3 separate regions of the Homo sapiens genome follow, and regions 2 and 3 are each linked to region 1. The links are chromatin loops, found by intact Hi-C in ENCODE. Cell type or tissue: heart left ventricle. All regions are shown on one strand.

Evidence for each region. Hi-C counts contacts between places; a loop is a spot of excess contacts. Peaks named below come from ENCODE experiments on the same cell type or tissue, not always from the same donor. Only the 100,000 strongest peaks of a DNase experiment are listed, where the experiment ranks them.
Region 2: a loop joins it to region 1, with 2.7 times the contacts of the local background. A loop is called at or near these places in 20 of 110 quality-filtered maps.
Region 3: a loop joins it to region 1, with 14 times the contacts of the local background. A loop is called at or near these places in 2 of 110 quality-filtered maps.

What each region holds. Positions count from the first base shown.
Region 1 is chr18:59,469,411-59,471,910 of GRCh38, forward strand. It overlaps CCBE1 (collagen and calcium binding EGF domains 1), which reads right to left. Exons shown (of 11, transcript NM_133459.4): 4 at 63-197. Among named protein-coding and RNA genes, the nearest start is that of LMAN1, 110 kb to the left of the region's middle. In heart left ventricle, no CTCF peak of the experiment used is centred here; DNase peaks (open chromatin) are centred at 162 and 1,351; H3K27ac peaks cover 2,394 bases.
Region 2 is chr18:59,513,057-59,515,556 of GRCh38, forward strand. The region is part of intron 2 of CCBE1 (collagen and calcium binding EGF domains 1); the gene reads right to left. Among named protein-coding and RNA genes, the nearest start is that of LMAN1, 160 kb to the left of the region's middle. In heart left ventricle, no CTCF peak of the experiment used is centred here; a DNase peak (open chromatin) is centred at 1,435; H3K27ac peaks cover 1,478 bases.
Region 3 is chr18:59,741,533-59,744,032 of GRCh38, forward strand. No RefSeq gene overlaps it. Among named protein-coding and RNA genes, the nearest start is that of CCBE1, 45 kb to the left of the region's middle. In heart left ventricle, no CTCF peak of the experiment used is centred here; no DNase peak of the experiment used is centred here.

The sequences.
Region 1 (2,500 bases):
GACAGAACCATCTGAACAAGGCACATGTTCAGAAGCTGGAAACAAGCACATTCCCAACACACCCAGACAGTATGGCTTCTCCCGCTTCCGGTGTCTCTCCCGGTCATATCGGTATCCCGGATAACAAGTACACAGCACTCGGCCAAAGTTGTCCGTGCACTGCTGTTCACAGGGAGCCTCGGCACAAACGTCGTAATCTGAAAAAGCAAAGTGAGAGCTCACATCAACTACAGGAGGAGGCGGAGTAACCTGGCCCTGGCCTGGAAAGGACTTTCTGGGCTGGGCTCTGCTCAAGGGCACGTGTGAAGTGTGGACAGATATACTTGGAGGGACAGGAACTCTTTAGGGCTGTGGGTCACCTTCTAAGAGTACTGCAATGGGTAACTTACATGGCATCACATCACTCGTGATTTTTCCCCTAGGTCACCTTGTCATCCTTTGGTCTTTGTCACTATCCAGAGAGAAAAGACTCTTAAGAGGGCCAGCCTCTGCGGATTCCCTCGGGGTTGGGGGTGCTGTTTTGTCTTGTTCATCAACTGCTGTAGAGGCAGGTGACTCCACCCAGCAGAATACTAAACAAAGGCCAGCTGGGGTGACAGGCACTGGTGTCATCATGTGGGAGGAAGGGCTGGAAGTCAGGCAGGCTCAGAGAGGTAGGAAGGGGGCTTTGTGTATACATGTCTAGTCTTATGCTGCTGATACAGACATACCTGAGACTGGGTAATTTATAAAGGAAAGAGGTTTAACTGGCTCACAGTTCCACATAGCTGGGGAGGCATCACAATCATGGCTGAAGGTGAATGAGGAGCAAAGCTGCTTCTTACATGGTATCAGGCAAGAGTGTGTGTGCAAGGGAACTCCCCATCAGATCTCGTGAGACTTATTCACTGTCATGAGAACACCATGGGAAAGACCCACCCCATGATTCAATTACATCCCACCAGGTCCCTCCCATGACACGAGGGAATTAAGGGAGCTACAATTCAAGATGAGATTTGGGTGGGGACACAGCCAAACCATATCACTTTGTAATAGAAATGTGCATGACTTATAAGAGGGCCGATGCTTATGTGTGTATACTGTATAAGTGTGCATCCTGGGGGGTTGATCTCTCATGCTGAGAAGGGGTTGGGTGAGTTTGAATGGCTAGAGGTCTCTTTCCAGCTCTCAGCCTGTACAAACTGAGGTGGATACACTGCTACTCATAAAGAATTAGGGCATCTGCTCCTCTCAGTTCCTATGAACTGATATGTAATGAGCCTCTGAAGGGACTTTGGCTCTAATTCAGTAGCTCAGGCACAACACTGACTCCCGGACCGGAGCCAGCACCTCATTAATCCTTGCACTATCTCTTCCAGGTGCTGACAGATAAACTATACTTGGACACAGAGCGAGTCTGGCTTTGCTCCACCACATATGAAGGTGAACGGGTGGGCTGTCAGCTCCTGATGCAGGGAGGGTTTGTGTGACAAGTATTGTGCCACTCTCACGATGACCTGGAAAGCTGCCCTTGTAAAATACTCCTTCCCATGATTGTGATTTCAGGCCTGCTTTGCCTGCATGGTGTTCTGACCAACCCTGCAAACTGTCTCTGGCTACACGTTTCCCCCACTTGGCATCGCCTCTAGGCAGCCAAGGTTCTGTGCTCTTTTTGTTGGAGAGCGTGATCCTGGCATGACTGGCTCTGAGCTTCCCTGTTGGCTGTTGCCACCATTCCGCAGCAGCTGGGAAGGGGAAGAAGGAGGCAGAGAGGCTGTCGAAGTGTTTGAGTTGATCATGGTGCCTAACAAGGCAGTTCCCTGTCTCTCCTACCATTTCTGCTTCCCTGAGGAACCGCTCTCAACTCTTCTGATTCTTTCTATACTCACTTCTGCATCTCTAAATAGCTGACTTGCATTGCTTTATTTTTATTTTAAATCCTCTCTATTGACTTCCAGTAACAGAAGAGATGCATTTAACTTTTTCACGGCCTCCTGTGCCCTGCAGTCACACCCATAACTTCATATTCCCTCCATCTGGCCAATACAGTTATGATGATATTTTGGTGCGGTAATTGTTAGTATTTGCACCATAATGACAACATAAAAGCTATTCTTTGCTGAGCCTGGAAGTATGCTTGAATTACTTGTACCTTCTTGAAGACCTTTTTGTCTTCTTTGGAATTAAAAGAATTACCTTGTATATTTTTGGGGTGCCAGTTACTGAGCTTTCCCTCTTAGCTTCAAACACCCACCTTCTTCTTCCATGGGCTACTTTGTGACTTGGGCTCTGGAGACCACATTATTCCTGTGTCAGTTGCCAGCCTCTTCATTTCTGACAGTGACACACATAGAGACACAGACAGATACAGACAGGGAGGCTGGAAGAGGAAGAAAGGATATCTGCCTTTTTCTGGTTTGCTTCCTGGGCTTCCTATTCATGAAAGCCTAATATCAGCCTTTCTCTTCCATCCCACTAGCAGACTGTTTCAATAGCAGCTGCAAGCCGGGCATGGTGGCAT
Region 2 (2,500 bases), 44 kb after region 1:
TAATCCCAGCACTTTGGGAGGCGGGTGGATCACTTGAGGTCAGGAGCTCGAGACCAGCCCAGCCAACATGGCAAAACCCCATCTCCACTAAAAATACAAAAATTAGCTGGGTGTGGTGGCAGGCACCTGTAGTCCCAGCTACTCGGGAGGCTGAGGCATGAGAATCGCTTGAACCGGGGAAGCAGAGATTGTAGTGAGCGGAGATTGTGCCACTGCACTCTAACCTGGGTGACAGAGAGACTGTCTCAAAAAAACAAAACAAAACAAAAAAATTCAAGAAAGGGCACAGGTGCAGGTGTTGGGAAGAATTAGCGGGAAAGTAATCCAGGCCCCAAAGGAGGGACAAGTCCAGGTACTGAGGTGTCTCTCTTGTCTGGCTGTCCAGGAAAGGACGCTTTTCAACTGTATACTTCCTTTGTGGCAATTTCTCAGGCTGCTCAGGCCTAACTTCAGTGTGGAACTTCCGACACCACAGTCAGGTAAGTCTGGAGGCAGGTGGCAGGACAGGTGGCCAGCTCCTAGTTCCATCAAGGAAGACAGGGGTGATCTGCTGGGTGGGAACTTTTGGTGGCAGAGATAGCCCATGAATCTCGAGGTGACAGAGAAGATAGCTTCTGGCTATCCTGAAAATTAGCAATGGCTACACTTTAGAGAAAACGGGGACGGGCCTGGCAATGGTAACATTAGAGGGCTTATCTCAAGTAGTGCTTTGTACCTCATATTAGAGACATGGAAATGGGGGCTCAGTGCTGGAGTTCAGACTCATGTCTGACTGGCTCCAAGCCTGTGCTCCTTCTGTTATGCCCGGCTGTCTCCCAGGAAGCAGGGGGAGAGAAGACCCCCTATGCCACACTTGGGCCATCACGGGCTAGCTACTGGAGGAACAGGGGACTTGCACAGCTCTGCTGATATGCAGTTCAGCCTGCAGGGACCCCAGTAGCCACAACGAGAACAGCAGTATCATCACCATCTTGCATGGGGCCGTGGCTTTACTATCCTTTCCAATGAACCCTCATATACACCACACCATATGCCTATCGCAAATTTGTAAAGTCAGTTCATAAGCCCTTCAAGGGAGGGACCAATTCTGCATCTTTTACATAGCAACATTTAGATTACAAAGCCTCATCCCAAACAGTTACGGATCCCATATTACCGATACGAAAATTGAGGCTCAAAGATGCTGGACCTGAATCTTTTACCGTATCCAATACACTGATGCTAAATCAGTGGCGTTTAATAAGTGCTGACTGCCATGCCTGGACTCTTGGTAGCGCCCCTGACACGGCTCCTCCATCCGCACGTGGCCCTCCCAGTGAGTCATTTTGAGAGCGGCTGTCACTCTGCTTTAATCTGGCACTTTGTTTTCCTGCAGTTCAGCCTTCCATGCAGCCAACACCAGCAATCTCACAAGCTAGTCTGACTTGGAAAGCCACCCTGACATTTTCGGCTGGCCCAGACTCCGAGGTTGGAGCCCTGTGCGTGTGAGGGTAGCTGCTGGCGGGGTGTTTGTTTTCTATGGAATACAGACTTCCTTTGGGGAATTTAGGCATGCTCTCCTGTTTTTTTTTTTTTCTTTCCTTTCCTTGAAAAAAAAAAAAAAAAGGAGGCTACAATTCTAATCTAAGCGGCATCTGCTGACTTTAAAGAGCAAACACTTCATCCTTGCCCCAGAGTACCCTTTGCCACGACACAGAATGCCTTTCCAATCACTAAAACATCAAGGAGAAGTCATCAGTTTCAGCAGACACATTTTAAGTTTTTTTTTGGCCACAATTCCTTAGGTTTTTCAGTGGTCATCAATAAACCTCTATAATTCCGATTTCTGAGTTTCCTGATCCTAGCTCACTTTACGCCTAGAATTACAATAACCCAAGGGGCCAGGTTCCGACACACATGGTTTTACTTTTATGTTTGCAAAGCTGAGAAGCAGGAAGCTCTGATGTTTATTTTACTTTTTAAATTTATGCATGTTTAGCTATCTCCAAAGATGATATAAGGATATGTAAAGTAATACATAAAACACAAGGGAACAGAAGTAAGAAGTGCAGAGGTGCAACAACAAGAAGGGTAGGAAGAAAGAGGAGAACTAGAATGAGGCCCAGAGTAGAAAATGTACACGGTTGCAACCTACACGTTCTTTGCGCTGAGCCACACATCTGTCTGTAAAGTTTGCTAGCTGGCATTGTAGCTACACAAATAACAGTCATGTTTTATTTGAAGAGCAATTGTTCAGGCATAAACACAATGAGTCTTAAAAATAGCATCTATTTATTAAATGCCTACTATGTGCCAGGCATGTACTAAGCACTGTCTCTACACCCAGGAGGGGGGCCACTTCTCCTAAGCATGGCCTTCAGCTGCAATGTGTCCATAAATGGTATCATTTCCAAATCTGGGTTGAGATTCTCCTCTGCTCATGTCTTCTCAGAGTTACTATGTTCCAAGTTTCTGAGACCTGAAACGCACGATATTTTGAGTCTATCTTTGAGCAGCAGTT
Region 3 (2,500 bases), 270 kb after region 1:
CAAGGAAATAGAATTAGGATCCAAATCTGACTTTAAACCCACCTTCCTAACTACAGTCCTGCCATCTCTTTTTGCAATTACTTCTCAATATCAAAACATCTATTCTTTTAGGTCGATTGCTCTATGCACCACACACAAAAATTCCTTAACTTTGACCTTGTCAGGCAGCCAGATCCCAAATATGACCCAATCTTGTGTGTCTAACCCAAGCCCCTCTTCTCAGCATGTCTTACTCCCTAACCCACTCACTTCTTCAGCCTCAAACACTACATCATACACTCCCCCTTCCCCTGCAACTATCAAGTTCTTTTGTATGTTCATCTAATGTTTCAAACTAGATTGTAAGTTCCAAGTTAGACTATAAAATTTCCTCAAATACCTATATTTTTTCTCTCATCTTAGCCACTGAAGTTGGGCAGACAGTTAGGTGCTCAATAAGTTACCATTGTCTTTTTCATTGCTAACTTAGTTCTATGATCCTAATAACCACAATAGGTTCATAGAAAAGGCAGGTGGTCTTTAGGAATTAATAAAGGCTGGGCTCACCTTTATATTATAGGTGGGTCACACCTATAATCCTTCCACTTGGGGAGATTGAGGCAGGAGGACTGCTTGAGGCCAGGAGTTTGAGACCAGCTTGGGCAACATAGTGAGACCCCCATCCCTACAGAATAAATAAATAAATTAGCTGAGTGTGGTTGTGCACACCTGTGGTCCCAGCTACTCTGGAGGTTGAGATAAGAGGATCCCTTGAGCCCAGGAGTTTGAGGCTGCAGTGAACTATGATCATGTCACTGCACTCCAGCCTGGGCGACAGAGTGACAACCTGTCTCTAAATAAATAAATAAATAAATAAATATTTTTAAAAAGAAGAATCAGTAAAGAAAACGTCCTTTCTCGGCTGCCTCCCCTCTCCTCCAATTAATCACTGCCATGTTCAGAACACTGCCTACATCTACTGCTATAGACTTTGCATGACCGGTTTTGCAGTGAGCACACAATCCTGGTTTACATAATGTAGACCGGGTTTGCATCTCTATCTTAAGCCTTTGGGACAAGGCCAAAGAGATCACTGGAGCACCCACTTAGCCTGAAATTGAAGGATAGGAACTCAAGAGTCTCTCATTGGTTGTCTCCTGCTCTGAAAATACACAGACCTCTGTATTAGCCCTTTGCCACTTAACACTTACAGCCTTGAGATGTCATTTTTCATAGCTGTGTATTCTACAGGCTTCTGAGCAGTGACGTGGCCTAGCCCAGTGACACGGAACAAGTGCTCTCTAAGTGACTGTTGACTGGCCCTTGATTTACTGAGGGAATTTTTGCTGGGGCCTCTTGTGTGGAAGCTGCTAGAACTTCCCAAGGTGTTGATAGCCACTGGCTCCTCAAAGAGGTTCAGGGCAGCCGGGAAGTATTTCTCACTTTTGAATGTCTTGGCTGAACTCTTGACTTCCATGCTCCATCTTCCCCACTGCTTCCCTTCTGGAGTATCAAATGCCATGTGGTTGTAGTCATGACATTGTAAAATTGCCCTGCTAGCTCATGGGAGGAGAAAAGTCTTGAGACAGAGAAAAATTTGATGGGATTTTATTCACTCTGAATCCATCTCTGCATGACTGTCTATGTCCTAATCTCAGCTAGGAGATCTTGCATTTCTTTTCCTTCTGGAGATGGGGAATAGGAGCAAGCTGAAAGATTCTCTGTGGCTTTAGTTGGGAAGAGCTGGAGTGGATGAGAGCTGTCCTCTCAAAGACAACCTCCTTAGGAGACCTCTGGGAGCCACTTTCCACTGGGACACTAAATGGGAGCTAAAAGGTTGTCATTTTCCCACCCTCTCACCTCTGTCAAGGCCGTCCCAGGTCCTGTGCAGACTGCATTAGGGATGATGTAAAATCAATACCCCCACACCTCACTTTACCCTCCACTCTCACATAGAAGATGATAAAGCATGTCTCTGTGCCATTGGGAAGGACCTCACCATAAGTTTTCTTTTCTCATCTGCCTCTCCATTCCTCAGATACTCTGTTTATGTGCTATTTATGTCCACTCTTATGGAAGAGGATTGCAAGTAATCACACAGGAGGGAGATTAGAATTCCTGGACCATTGGCTTAATATTCCAGAACACCATAATTCTGTTATCATGAGCGTTTACTAGATTTTCATTCCTCGTCATAGTTTACTCTATCTTAAAGGAATATTCTGTATTTCTTCACTCTGGGTTCTCGTAGATTTGGATTCCTTGAACAGCTTGAACTACTTCTTAACCACATATTTCCTCATTTGGAAAATATGAATGAAGGCTGCTTTAACCCTTTGTATTATATATTAACTCTTTTTACACATCTCTGGTGTAATCCTGGGGATTTTCCTTGGACTTCTGCAGTTGGTGGTGATTATTCCATGAGGAGAACAGAGCTGGGTCTCTGAGGTTCCTTTCCTTCCTTATCTCTCTGTAATTAAAGTTGTTGCCTCTGAGGAGCTCCTGGGAATTATATTTA